2 separate regions of the Homo sapiens genome follow, and region 1 is linked to region 2. Evidence: chromatin contacts called from ENCODE Hi-C or POLR2A ChIA-PET data. All regions are on one chromosome and are shown on one strand. The core of a region is the stretch at or near the end of the contact, and the rest is flanking DNA. Distances in the headings are between cores, read along the strand shown. Region 1 holds the start of THSD4-AS2 (THSD4 antisense RNA 2). Region 2 overlaps THSD4 (thrombospondin type 1 domain containing 4).

What was found. A loop is a pair of places that touch in the nucleus more often than their neighbours do. ChIA-PET counts read pairs that join two places held with the same protein, here RNA polymerase II (POLR2A). Pooled maps may share reads with other maps.
Region 1: a loop to region 2 is called in a pooled map of gastrocnemius medialis, with 5 times the contacts of the local background. The contact joins the promoter of THSD4-AS2 here to the enhancer-like site in region 2. A Hi-C loop is called at or near these places in 5 of 168 maps with a recorded cell type or tissue (Right ventricle myocardium inferior, aorta, cardiac septum and 1 more) and 4 of 50 pooled maps. POLR2A ChIA-PET finds 5 or more read pairs at or near these places in 2 of 52 experiments (AG04450 and activated CD4-positive, alpha-beta T cell).

What each region holds. Positions count from the first base shown.
Region 1 is chr15:71,686,550-71,693,637 of GRCh38, reverse strand. It overlaps THSD4-AS2 (THSD4 antisense RNA 2), which reads left to right and starts at 2,099. Exons shown (of 3, transcript NR_120346.1): 1 at 2,099-2,272; 2 at 2,868-2,978; 3 at 3,084-4,937. All of the region lies in intron 8 of THSD4 (thrombospondin type 1 domain containing 4), which reads right to left.
Region 2 is chr15:71,651,250-71,658,352 of GRCh38, reverse strand. The region is part of intron 7 of THSD4 (thrombospondin type 1 domain containing 4); the gene reads right to left. Among named protein-coding and RNA genes, the nearest start is that of THSD4-AS2, 37 kb to the left of the region's middle. RefSeq lists an enhancer at 1,613-2,812. Within about 2 kb of position 3,412, at least 3 of the 41 ENCODE cell types and tissues checked have a DNase peak (open chromatin) inside an H3K27ac peak, as active enhancers do.

The sequences.
Region 1 (7,088 bases), core at 850-3,349, 37 kb before region 2:
GAGATTTGGGTGGAGACACAGCCAAACCATATCAAGTGGTGAGATCATGGCTCACTGCAACCTCCTGGGCTCAAAGCCATCCTCTCACCTCAGCCTCCAAGTAGCTGGGACTACCGGTGTGCACTACAACACCTGGCTAATTTTTGTATTTTTTGTACAGACCAGGTTTCATCATGTGGACCAAGCTGGTCTTGAACTCCTGGGCTCAAGCAATCTGCCCACCTTGGCCTCCCAAAGTGCTGGGATTACAGGTGTGAGCCACCAAGCCCAGTTGGCTTTGTTTCTTTATCCACCAATTTAGGATCCTTGCTGCTACTGGATCTAAAGAGACAGATCATGAGACTTGGACCTCCTTTTCCTTCTGCCTCACCAGAAAGAATGTATGGATCACCCCAGGATGCTTCCTGCTAAGAGGTTTTTGTGGCCTTACACATCCTTTGATAGCAATGAAAAATGTCTGTCTACTAAAAGGTTTTCCTGATTTTCCTTTCCCATAGGCTAGGTTTCCCCCCACCCTCCCCACATCCTGAAATTATTGAGCTAACATCAGGGTTGATTTCATCTTCAAACGAACCTATCACTAAACATTCAGAACCATAGCAAGAAATTTGAGACCTTTTTATCTCCCTTTAAAAGCAATTTGGACTTCACTCTCATCTGTTTAGGAAACTGCTCTTCCTTAAGTTATTATTCTTTGCCCACTTGGAAGTTTTATGGAATTGTAATTTCAGGAGACTGACTTGTAAATCGTTTCTTTAAATACTTAAAAGCTAGCTTTAAACATTAAAATATGACCTCGGTCAGCATTTCCCCAAATTGTCTTCCCTGGAACATGAGTCCCTTCAGAGGACAGCGCTTCTTATTACCAGGAACACAGCCAGCAGACGTCATCTGCAGCACCTTGGTGCCACTCTCTGCCTCCCCACTTTCTCCTGCTGCTTCCCTTTAAGTACCCTCAGAGGTCAGAGCGACACTCCAACTCAGAGATCTCCTAGTTAACTCCATCAAGCACAGAGGAGGAGACACAGAGTTGAACAACTTGAGAGTTGGGCTCTGGTGGCTAAGCTGAGGTCACCCTGGCCAGCTCCTGACCTACAGTTTACTGGTAGCTCCCTGTACACTGCAGAGCTAAATCTTCCAACTCGGTGAATGAAACAAAACAAAAAACAAAACAAAACAAAAACAAAAAATCTACAGTGGAAGAATATATGTCCTGCCATAAAGTACAGCTTTGACTCTGGCTAAATCACCTTGGCATCTAACAACATAAAAGTGGGGAAAAAAGTCCTCTCGTGTTTTGAGGGATGCTCTGGAATCATAGTTCCAGCCAGATGACCTCATAAGCTATGTAATTCTTGAAACCCATAGCAGCAGTTCAGTTTAGAATAATAGAAACATTGAAATTAACTCATCTTTAACGTACACGTGCACATACACCCACGTCTCCTTTATCAGTCTGTGCCTAGATGTTCTGGAACACTCCTTTGTATATATTAATGTCCTGGTATTTTGTTACTCTTAAACTAATTACATGGGAAGCTAGCCAGATGGAGGCTCTGGTCATTTGGATAGAGAACACACCCATGTGATTACTTGTTACTTTTGGTGAACGTCCCAGCTGGAATGTTGTTATCCCTCCCAGAGAGGTTAAACATTCCAGCCCAACCACACTGCTGTGTTTGGCTACTTGAGGTTTCCACCTGGACGGCTTGATCTTCGGGAATCTTGATTCTAGTTTCATTCTCATTCCCCTGGGGATACGCTATGCCAATCTCTCATGTATTCGCCATGTCCAGCTGCCTGGAGTCCATCTGAGCCTCCCAGCAATGGTTCACTAGGGATCCCCAGGGCAAGGCAGTCCTGTGCTAGACAAGGGAGAGAATGTCAATCTCTCTCACACCCTAAAAAAAGAGAAACACTTCCCAGGGGAGGGAAGAAAAGGCACAGTTCAACTCATCATTACTAAAAGAGACCATGTGTTGAGAGCTGACTGCATGCCAGGTAATCAACCAGGAGTACATTCTGTAGTTTAATCCTGTAATGATTCCTGCTTTAGAGCATAAAGGTCAGAGAAATGAAACAATCTGAGCAAGGCTGTGAAGCCAGAAAGTGATGGCACTGCCTCACTCAGCTCTGCCTCGATCCAACGTCTGTGCTCCTTCCCGTCCAGACAAGCTGCTCCTTAACGATCAGCTAACACCTGAACAGGCATGGTCTCCAGCCAGGTGAAGTCCCTGCCTTGAGTAGCAGGATGTGTTGATGATAAAGGAAGGTGAGTGTATTCTTTTCCTATTTGCTGTTGTAACAAATCACCATTCACTTAGTGGCTTAAAGCAACATAAATGTATTATCTTGCAGTTCTGGAGGTCAGAAGTCTGAAATGGATTTTGCTGGGCTAAAATCAAGGAGTTGGCAGGGCTGTGTTCCTTTACGGAAGCTTTAGGGGAAAAATTGTTTCCTTGCCTTTCCAGCTGCTAGAGTTGTATTTCTTGCACTCCTTAGTTTGTGGCCCCTTCCTTCATCTGCAAAGCCCGCAGTTCAGCCTCTTCAAATCTCTTCCTGACTCAACTCTTCGTCCTGCCCCTTCTACCTAGAAGGACCCTTGTGGTTACACTGGACTCACCTGGATAATCCAGGGTAATCTTTCCATCACAAGGGTCTTCATTAGGACCTTAATTCCATCTGTAACATTAATTCCCCTTTGCCATGTGATATGGTTTGGCTGTATTCCCATCCAAATCTCATCTTGAATTCTCACATGTTGTGGAAGGGACCTTGTGGGAGGTAATTGAATCATGGGGGCAGGTCTTTGCCATGCTGTTCTCATGACAGTGAATAAGTCTCACAAGATCTGATGGTTTTATAAGGAGGAGTTTCCCTGCACAACCTTTTTTTGCCTGCTGCCATCCATGTAAGATGTGACTTGCTCCTCCTTGCCTTCTGCCATGATTGTGAGGCCTCCCCAACCACATGAAACTGTAAGTCATTAAACTTCTTTCTTTTGTAAATTGCCCAGTCTAGGAGATGTCTTTATCAGCAGTGTGAAATGGACTAATACACCATGTAACTTAACATGTTCACAGGTTCTCGGGAGTAGGCTGTGGACAACTTTGGGGGGCCATTATTCTGTCTACCATAGTGAGTATCAGTAAGACTCGGTCCTCCTTGCCATCTCAGGTCCCCACGCCCCAGTCAGGCATGTATACTGACTCTTGGCTCCTACTCTGCTAGACGACCTTGTGACTATCTAGAAGTACAGACTCAGGCACCATCCCAGGAGGTGGGGAGTGGCAGCTGCAGCTGCATGCCACAAGGACCCCAGATTCTCAGCAAGGATTCTGGGCTTTTGTGATTCCGAAGAAAGAGCCAGCAACACCAAAGAGGACAGTTCCACCAAAAGATCTTAAAAAATGTAAGGCTCAGGCAATTACCCATTAATCACAAAACCTCAATACAACTCCAGGGCCAGAGCCAAAGGCAAGGATGGCCCTTCTGCAAAGATCACTCTGGCTGAAATTTGACTTATTTTTCCACCAAAGATTGACTTTGATGCTTAATTGAATCTGATTCCACTGGGATAAAAAATCTTAATTGGAGAAGAGTTTGGGGGCATTTACTCTATTTCATGCATCACCAGTGGGAAGTTTGAAGCGGCATATTTTGGTTAAATATCAAGGACTTTTGAAGAGCAAGACCTGTTCAGGGTTGAAGAGGTTGCCTCATGAAAAAGTCAGCTCTAAGCCTCCACTCACGTTCAGGGACGGGGAAGAACACCCAAACAGGTTGCTCCAGAAAGGATTCTGGACTCAGAACCCAAACTGGAGGGAAATAACACCCGAGGAATCTCTTCCATTGTCCAGAAGAGGTGCTGGCACTTTCATGTGTACATCTTCTCAATCCCCATGATCTCAATGAGGGTGATGGTATCAGTTCCATTTTATGGATGCAGAAACTGAGGTGATGCACGCAGTCTTGCCCCAAGTGACAAATCTCATCCAGCACAGAGCTAGGAGGATGGTGTAGGTCTTTTTCTATCCCACACACCTCTCTGGTTAGGCGTGAAGCCTGGAGGAACTTGGCTCTCCTTTGTGGGTTACTGATTTTATGACAGCACTGAGGGGGAAGGCTTATTCTGTATATGGAGGCAGCTTTATACAACATGATCTCCTTTCATCCTCTCTACCTTCCTCTTATCCTCACTTTATATGTGAGGAGAAAGGAGAGTCACAGAGTTCAAATAACAATGCTCAAGATCAGAGCTGCTCAGTGGCAGACACAGAATTCAGAGCCTGACTTGAGGCTCCATGTCTGGGACTCTCTCCCCTGCCCCTTCACAGACGCTGCTTCCGGAAGCCCAGAGCTACTGAGCATCCGAGGAACCAGGTGGTGGCTCCCAGAGCAGAGAGGCCACACCAGGTTCAAAATCCATCCTTGGTCTGACTTTTTGAGGGTTAAAAACACTTCGTAGAAATTTCCAGTAGAATTATTAGTATATCTTGGTCACATTTTAGATAAACCATCTTTCAGAATCTCATTGAGGAGGAAGTAAACTGAAGAGCTCTACAGGGCCTTATGGATACAGTTGCAGAGTGTGGGGATCCCTGGCTCTTGCCTGCCAGCCAAAGATGGACAAAAGGCGTTCCTGAGCTTTATCTCATGGGCCGGGATGGAGAGGAGGCAGGGAAATGGCCTTGCCCAGGAGGAGAACCATATGCACGTGGTTCTGGAACATCTGTCATAGTGGGGAATGAAAATGTCAAAGTAAGCAAATAATTGAAAAAGAAAAAAACACTGGCAGGGGGTGATTATTCCAAGATGTTAACATTTTGCCCTCAAACACAGGTTTTAGAAAATTACAGGCACCTCTCTCTCTTCTCTCTCTTGCTCTGTCACAGACACACACACACACACACACACACACACACACACAGAGATACAAAACAAAAAAAAACCTCAACAACAAAAAAGAAAAAAACAAAACAAAACAATGAAGATGATTAAACAGGGAACCTAATAGAAGAATGTTACTATTTTTAATTACAGAGGATTTAATTTCCCTTTTTCATCTATTATTTTTGCAAATAAGCTTCTCATCTAGGCTGGAACTGATTATGAAAGGTTGGGAAAATATTTCATTAACTGGAGTAACAACAGTTTTACACATTAGCATTTTACTTTTCATTTTTATGAATCAAATGGAATACGGAGTCTCTTAAAAAATTAGGACACAATTCACAATATGACATCAGGATTAATTCACTGGAGCATGTAAATGCACTCATGTTTAGGGTGAAGTCTGGGTCCCAGTGATGACTAATTCTACACAAGCTCTTAAAGGCTGAAAGGAAAATGTTCTTTGTAACCTTTGGGAACTATAGAAAAATTAACAGAAGAATTCTGGATGGGGCTCAAGACAGAAGACTGGCTTGTAAAGGCTTCCCACCAGTCAATAAATCAAAATCATGTGCTAAATGCTTTATTGCATGCAGAGCATGCAGTTGGGAACTGTGGAGAATTATGAAGAGACGGGAAAATACAGATTTGTGCTCAAGGAGCTTTTTCATTAAAATAGAAGGTAGAGGCAACTGTTACATAGAATACATCTGAACACATGTGAACAAAACAAACATTTACAGGAGATTATAACTGAAGCCACAACTGCAGCCTAAAACAGACTTGGCTAATAACAGACTTAGCTCATAACAGACTCTCAATAAGTGAATGAATGAATAAATGAGAAAAAATGAACAAACAGGTTAATTTGCATATTGGCATACTTTGCATTAGTAATTTCCAAATATTTGCATTCAAATATTTTTGATTGATGAATGGTTGATACAGATGAATTTCTGAGGTGCTGGTTTGTTTTTTTTTTTTTTTTTGAGACAGAGTTTCACTCTTGTTGCCCAGACTGGAGTGTAATGGCACGATCTCAGCTCACTGCAGCCTCCGTCTCCCGGGTTCAAGCAATTCTCCTGCCTCAGCCTTCCGAGTAACTGGGATTACAGGTGCCCACCACCACTCCTGGCTAATTTTTGTATTTTTAGTAGAGACAGGGTTTCACCATGTTGGCCAGGCTGGTCTCAAACTCCTGGCTCAGGTGATCCACTCGCCTTGGCCCCCCAAAGTGCTGGGATTACCGGTGTGAGCAATGGCGCCTGGCCAAGGTGCTGGCTTTTAAGGTTAGCTTGTGAGTTCAGCCGTTTTAGTGGTTTTTCACGGTCTCTTATGCCTGTTTTCTAAAAACAGAAAGTGCTGTCAGGAGGAAGCAATAATGCTCTGGTTATAGCTTCCTGGTCCTAACAGCAAATATCCCATAACTTCTAAAAATTATAGCATAATTTTTCATATAGAATAAAATTTAAAACAGCAAAACCTAACAACATTAAGAGGTGGACTCAATAGTCCTTAAAGAACAAGCAGTTAAAGAAGGTGGACATCTAGTGAGAAGTCTGTAGTTTAATTTTTATTCTCTAGGGGTTAATAGATGCCACCTGCCTCATGCTCAGAGTTGACTATGAAACTTTTATCAACTAAATGTTGGAAGGAAGCGTGATATCCTGCTTTGGTACCAGCCAACAGGCAGGATATGTGACTGTCCATTGCCTTGGTTACTGTTCATCTGCGTGCTGGTAGAACTCTCCTTTAAGATGGTCAACTAGTGTTGACTGAGATATTCCTAAGTCTTAACCAGTTTTCGGACCCCTGCCAGGAATTCATTTAGTGTGGCGGTCACCAAAACACAGTCTCTGAGCCAAATATGGCCTGCCACCTGCTTTTGTAAATAAAGTTTTATTGGAATCAGTCACTGCTTTTGCATAGGAGAGTTGAGTAGTTGTGACAGTGTCCATAGGGACTGCAAAGCCTAAAATATTTCCTATCTGGCTGTAAATCTTCAGTTTTCTTGCTACTGCTTCCCCCCACAGAGATTGGAACAACAGAGTGCACCATGTCCTCCATCACTACTGACTTCCCCTTCCCCCAAGAATGGGTCTAGGGACTCCTCCTCTTCCTTTGTCCTTATAACCCAAGCTTAGCAATATGGTGTTTGTGGGTGAAACGTCATGTCATTACTCTCACTATCCCAT
Region 2 (7,103 bases), core at 2,163-4,662:
CTGTTAAAGGGAACAATGTGTACACAGGTAGGAAAGAACACAGAATGACACGGCTGAAGTGCAAGCCTGCTGGGAGGGATAATACGAGGCTGGAGAGTTCAGCGGAACTTGTCAAGAATCTTGTTTGCCAGATTGAAGAATTAGATTTTCATCCTATGGCATCAGCAACCCCCAGATGTCTGGAGAAGGGGAGAGCCATGCTCAGACTTGCTTTTCGGTGGTAACAATGACTGCAGTGTGGAGCGGGCCTTACCTAGAGTGGAGACAATGAACCGTCCAGTGAGTCCCTCTCCTGTAACTAGGGTGTCAGAGATATTTCAAGAATGAATGAGAGTCGCCAAAGATGGGACAGACGTCACATTAATCACATTAATCCTCAGCCCCAGCCCAGTTAGAATGGAACTATCACAAGGAAATTACACTAGCATGGATAGCTTCAGATAACCACAGACACAGACAAAATGTTATTTGATCTTGTGAATCAGACATTATATGAAAATGCTCTGCACAGTTTGATGGACACACCCCCACCAGATTTCCTGCAGAGCATGGTTGCTCTGGATCAATCTAGACATGGGAAGGAAAGGCTGCAAGAGTTTTTCCTGGTAGATGTCGAAGTAGCCTGGAGGTTGGTTTCAGTGAAGCATGCGGCTGCACAAGGATGCCAAGAACTAAAGGTGACAGCCTGTCTACCGGGAGCCATGATCAATAGCTTCCTTAGAACATACTAGGAGCACTCTTCAGTGTTCTAGTGGCTACCCAGGCCTCTAAGAGACTGAGTTCCCATGGAGTTACCAAATATCTCTCCTTTACTTCACAAAGCAAGAGGGACAACTCCAGAATGAGAACTAGGCAGACAACACATATTCAAGACCTTAATATTTAGCTGAGGCCAAGGGCAAATTACACACATGACAACTGTCCCTTCTCCTGCACAGGGCTGTTGTGAAGATCAGATGATGTAATGAGGGAAGAATTGGACTAGATGTCTAGGAGGGCATGGCTGGGGAATGACCTCTGGACTAGGATCTGAATGACATGAAGGACCTGCCATGACAAGATCGAAACACGTAAAGATGCATTTCATCACTGATATTGTTGAGTGACTACACTGAAAAGGCTGCCTGGAAAATCCCAAGCTGAATCAGACACAGGTCCTGACTTTGGGAATCTGAGTCTAACAGGAGCAATCAGACATACACATAGAGAATCACAAGCTATCAGGCCATGAGGAACGCTTGCATGCTCTATGTCGTGCTGGACAGGATCAAATCTCCTTTAGAAAGTCGATAATTAACAATTGGGTACATAAAGTCTGGAGGATGTTGCAATATCCCAGCCTGAATGAGGGGACTGGGGATGGCGTGAAGGGATTTGAGAGATGCTTAGGATGCAAAATGAACAGGCCTTTCTGACTGTCCTCATCCTCCTCCTTGCCATCTTCCTCAACATTATCATGTCTAACATTTACAGTCTTTACTATCTTCTAGGTCCTCGGAAACATATATGTTTTTCCATTTAATCCTAAAAAGCCATCTGTGAGATTGCTGAAATTTATAGGAAACTAAGACTTAGAAGACAGGTTAATTTGCCCAAGGCTAAAATGCTAATAATAGATAGAGCTTGGATTTAAAGCAAGGCCCCAAATCAAAGTCCATGTTTTTAACCATTAGGTAAAAGTCGGAGGTCAAAGGATCGGAGGTCGTGTTGAGGGTTCTAGCTTTGTTGAAGGAGTAGATCGTGACAGTGACCTAGGTGCAGAGGAACAAGTTCAAAGCATAGTTACCATGAAGCCTGGAGAGGGCCTGGCCTAGAAGTGACTCTGGCTTTCTCCTCTTGCAGGATTAAGAGGGACCAACCCCATTATGTATCTCTCTTACACTGGCTCTTTTAACATTATACTTTATACACAGTGTGTGAATACATATTCTAGCCCATCTTCCTGTTGCATTACTTTCTTATTGTTATAATGTTTTATTTTGAAATAGTGTAAGACTCATAAGAAGTTTAAAATGAGCGCAGAGAGTTTCGGTGGTCTTTCACCCAGCTTTCCCTAACGATAATATCTTACATAACCAAAGCACTTTGTCAAAACCATGTATGCCATTGACAGCAGTATACTACTATTAACTTAAGAATAGGCCTTGTTTGTATTTGTTATCTTTTAGATGCACTTTTTTTGATGTTTCATGAACTATTATCACATGTATAGATTACGTGCTATGACTTTCTTTAAAGCAGCCGATAGTCTCCTCCAAAACACAGCTGTATAATCATTAGGTATAATCACTAGCTGATGTCATTTATCAGGAAAAACAGTTTGGAATAATGGAAAGAATGTTGGGCTGCAAACCAGAAAACCTGGGGTGCAGTCCTGGCCCAGTCCCTGGCTTGTTGTGTGATGCTGGATTGGTCACTTCTCTTTGAGGTAGGTGCTGAAAACATTTCCACCACCATCCAGATCTTCTTCCCAAGGACAGTGTTCAGAAACGAATCTGGCTTGAATTCTGGTTTGTGTATCAGGAGGCTGATCAATTGGTCGCTGATAGGGACGACTTAGTGCTGACCTATGTCTAGACTCTTTCCGAGGCACCACTGCTTTGGGTGGGCAGGAGAATATGCGTTCTTGTGCTGTCTCTGCTGCTGACGAGTGCTGTATCTTTGGACATTTTGATGAGCTGTTCTGAGCCCTGGGATTTTTTTTCTGCCTGGATGGGGATGGAGCAGCTACCCCTTAGGACTGTTGGGAAAATCAAATGAGGCAAACATAGAATGTAATTAGCAGAATTCTGCAATATGGTGGCTTCTCAGAAAATGCTGGGTTTTGTCATCTTTGTCTTTATGTATTTTATTTTGTCTGAAGTCTATTCACTTTTAAGTAAATCTCATCATCATACAACCACCCGGACCCACCCGTACTTCTGTAACACTTTCTACTACTTCTTAGTCAGAAATATTTTCTTCTTCATTTGGTGAAATTCAGAAAACTTTGAAGTGCAAAAAACAAAACAAAACAAAATCGGCCAAGGTTCACCATAAAGTCAAGACACCTCATACAGCTTCTACATTCTCACTGCTCAAACGGTACCTGTCGAAAAAGGCCAGAAAGAACATCTACTCTCTGATCTACCTTTATTTTATGTTTCTTGCTCATCGTGTACTGCTGTTCAGAATAGATATTTCTTGCTGTTACAAAGACCAGTGGATAACCATCAGATGTCCTTTGTATTTTTTCCAGTGATTTCTGCAACACGTTGTAGGAAAATTTTACACATCGCAAGCCATCACAGGAGAAATTGCTCAAGAATTACCCCCAATTGTGTGCCAAAATTAACCTGAATGAAATTTCCTGAGGGAAATGAGCAATCTGGATGACATATTTGGAGGTGAATTTCACAGGGAGGAGGCCTCTGTCCTTCACAGCAGGGTAGGCTGGTGCCAGGCATTCAGATAGTGGAGGTCCTGATTCCCTAATGGGAAGCAGATGTGTCTGTGTGTGCTCAGTAAACACATGAGATAGGGTAACCTCAACTGTTTGGCTAGATGACCCCCACAGGTAAAACAGCGTGCCTTAATAATCATGCTGGTAGAACAGTATGGGAGAATATTAAAATGATTAGTAGCTGACACCAATTTACTTATATTTACGGTGAGCTAATTCGTGGAAATGCATATGGATGCCAAAACGTTTATTCATGACATTCTGTTGAAAGAAATCCTTTGTATATGATAAATATCTTCCTGTTATTACTGTTAGGCATGTAGATCAATACCACCTTCCTGGAAAGCAATTTAGCAATATAGACCGTTTGATCCAGTAAATTCTTCTTCTAGGAATTTATGCCAGGAAATAAGAAATCAGGCCAACAGTTTCTGTATGAAGGGCTCATCACAGTATTGTTAATAAAAAATTGGAAACATCCTAAATGTTCAACATAAGGAAACAGTTAATCTATTCTGGGTGGATCTTTTTCCAGTTGTTATTCTCATTAAAATCTTCTAACACTTATGCCTGTAAAACTGACCTTCGATATAGTTCAGTAAATGTTTCCTGAGCCAACTTCAACTACGTGCCAATTCAGTGGTAGGCAGCGGAGACATGAAGGTAAAACAAACAAGGTTCCTATTTACAGTCTAAATCAGGGGTCAGCAAACTGTAGCTAGTAGGCCAAATCTGGCTCACAACCTGTTTTTATAAATAAAGATTTATTAGAACACAAACACTCCCATTTGTTTAGTTATTGTCTATGGCTGCTTTTGTGCTGCAACAGCAGATTAAGTAGTTGCAACACAAACAGGAAAGTCGACAAAGCCTAAAATATTTAGATCTGGCCCTTTACAGAAAAAAATTGCCAATCCCTGGTCTAAATTGAAAGTCAGACACAATCAAATCACTTCAATATTGTTTGTAAATGTCGAGTCCTGTGCAGCCAAAACCAAGGCTCAGGTAGATGCTTCCAAATCTACCCCTGACTGCCCTCATCCTGTATCATATACACCCACTTGATTTGTTCCAAAGTGACTCAATTGTAAAACAGAAGGCAGAGAGTTGTCTTCTACCACAGTAGTCTTCAACTTTTTTAAGTAGAAAAAAATATACTTCAAAAATAAAATCTCATGTGGAAATCCAAAGCTCCACTATGCAAAATGAGAAGAGCAGAACTGCTTTGGTTGAAGGACTGTCAGGGTTTAGAAACCTAGCTTCTCATCCTCCTGCCTGCTCTTCTTCCTCAAGGTGAGGGCTTCTCAACTCCAGCTCTACTGATGTTTTGGTCCTGAAAGGTCTTTCTTATGGGGGTTGCCTTATGCATTGTAGGATGTTTAGCAGCATCCTTGGCTTCTACCCACCAGATGCCAGGAGCATCCCTCTCAGTGTGACAAACAAAAATGTCTCCAGACATTGCCAAATGTTCCCCATGGGAGCAAAATCACCCTCAGTTGAGAATCACTGCTCTTTATTCCAAAGCTCATGGGACACCGAGGAGCACATGACAGATTCCCCAGAAAGCTTTAAAATGATGGTAGTTCCACAGAAGTGCACAAACAGCCTTTGTAAATGTCAGAGAAGCTAATAAGCAAAGAACACTTAATTATCCAGTTTCCAAAAATAGTTCCTTACTGCTATCAAACCTTCTCGAGTTCTTTAAGATTGCCTCTTGGCTTAGCTTCAGCAGGAGTATCATTATGTATTGCAAAGAGCACAGTACCTGCGACTTGGTAGGTGTTTAATAAGCGTTTGTTGAATGAAAGAGCAGCTGGTTGAAGAATCAAAAGATCAAAGTTACAGGACCAACCTGCTCTTCGAACTGGCTCATCTCTAAGGTCCCTTCTGGTGCCAAAATTTTTCTTTTAAAAAGAGATACAGCCCTGATATGAAGAATCCTGCCATGTTTAAAGGGAGGGAAATTTGCTGTATATACACAAAATTAAATTGGAAACAGGAATCAATGAAGATCAAATTGACGATGCCATTCATTTGAAGAGAAGAAATGGTCCATGGCATAAAAGGTATTTTGGCTTCCTAAATGAAAGCAATTGTAAAACGAGCGATCTGGTTTTAATCAAGCTTATGGCTGTCACTTTTCAGTACCTCATCCTAGTTCATAATAGGATAGCATCTTATCAAGGGACTCAACTGGAAGAAAATGTTGGCGCTCTTGTAGGATAAAACTGGGTAAGAATCAACTGCAGCTATGTTTACAAATCTGAAGAAAGGAGTCCCGAGAGGTAAACATATCATATTCTGTAAGATAATTACCACCTCCCCCAATTCCAACAAGGGTCATCGTTCTCTGGAGGGTGGGGATATCCCAAACTCTAAAATTCTAATGCTTTACTTTCATAATTTTCCTCCTCCATGGATTGAAATGGGGGAAGGAGGAGAGAGGCCTGAAATAGCTTTTGACAGTGATAATTGCTCTATTATAAAAGTAAGGTAACCATATTTTTGTATAGAATACTAGAAACCTCTAGACTTTCACTTTACTTTTAATGTGTAGAGCCGTATGGTGAATTGTGTTTAAAGAGATCATAATATGTCTGGCCAGATTTTATTGTAATTTTTTAGTGTCTCAGGAGGGGCTGGCAGCAGGAAAAAACCACGTGGGATGGGTCTGTTAGAAGCTGTGGTTTGGGGCTGATAAGGGGTCAAGACTAGGAAGTTCCTTGCAGAATGGAGCAGAGAGACACTGCCTACACCCTATAAGGCAGAGTTCTGGAGGCTAGATTATCAGCAAAAAGGCAATAGTGAGTTGGGTTGATGAACTCTGATCCAGGATGGAGGTTGCTTGCACACTGGCCTGATTTACAGGGCCTCCTGAGCGCAGATGGCCTGTGTCTACCAATGCAGGTCCCCAGAAGGCTCTCACGGGACCGTCCCCATGGCCAGAAGGCAATGATGGAGATTCACGCCGGCATCTTTGTCATTTCCTTAACACACAGCCAAATGTGCCTGTTTGCATTTTTCTCCACAAGATGGCACCTCTAAGCCTTTGCAAGAGGGTACTTACCTAAACAACTAGTTTAAGTACAAGAAGCAGTGATCCAACATTAACAAAAACAATGACTGTTGAGAAACACAAGAAGGGTGGACCCAGAGATGCAGGCTGACTGCATATTTACTGTGCTCTTATGTGCAAGTTTCTGCCATGTTGTTAAGGCATGATTTCATTTCTTAAAATTTTTTTGGAACATCAAAAAAAAAAAGGTGGGTGAAATATTCAAATCTTGTATTTCCAAAATGTTCAAGAAAAATGCTTTAAAATCTGTGTAAATGAGTTACAACATTGGGGAATATATAGGCTTCTTAGCTATCATTGGGCCATCTCCAGGGACGGCTGAGAGGACTGACTGGGTGAGTGGGACGAGATGATGAGAGAAAAGGCTGGCAACGAAAGTGTGGGATCTTAAATCCGAAGACTCTTGAGTGGGAAATGGCAGGCTGAAGAGCTCTTTTCAGAAGATGTCTGGCAAACACGGGCAATGGACTGGAGATGGAAGAGACTGGAGACTGGGACACACACAGACAACTGCATTAAGATGGGCACAAAGTGATGGAGGCCTGGACCAGAGAGATGAAATTAGAATGGAGGGCAAGGGCCCAC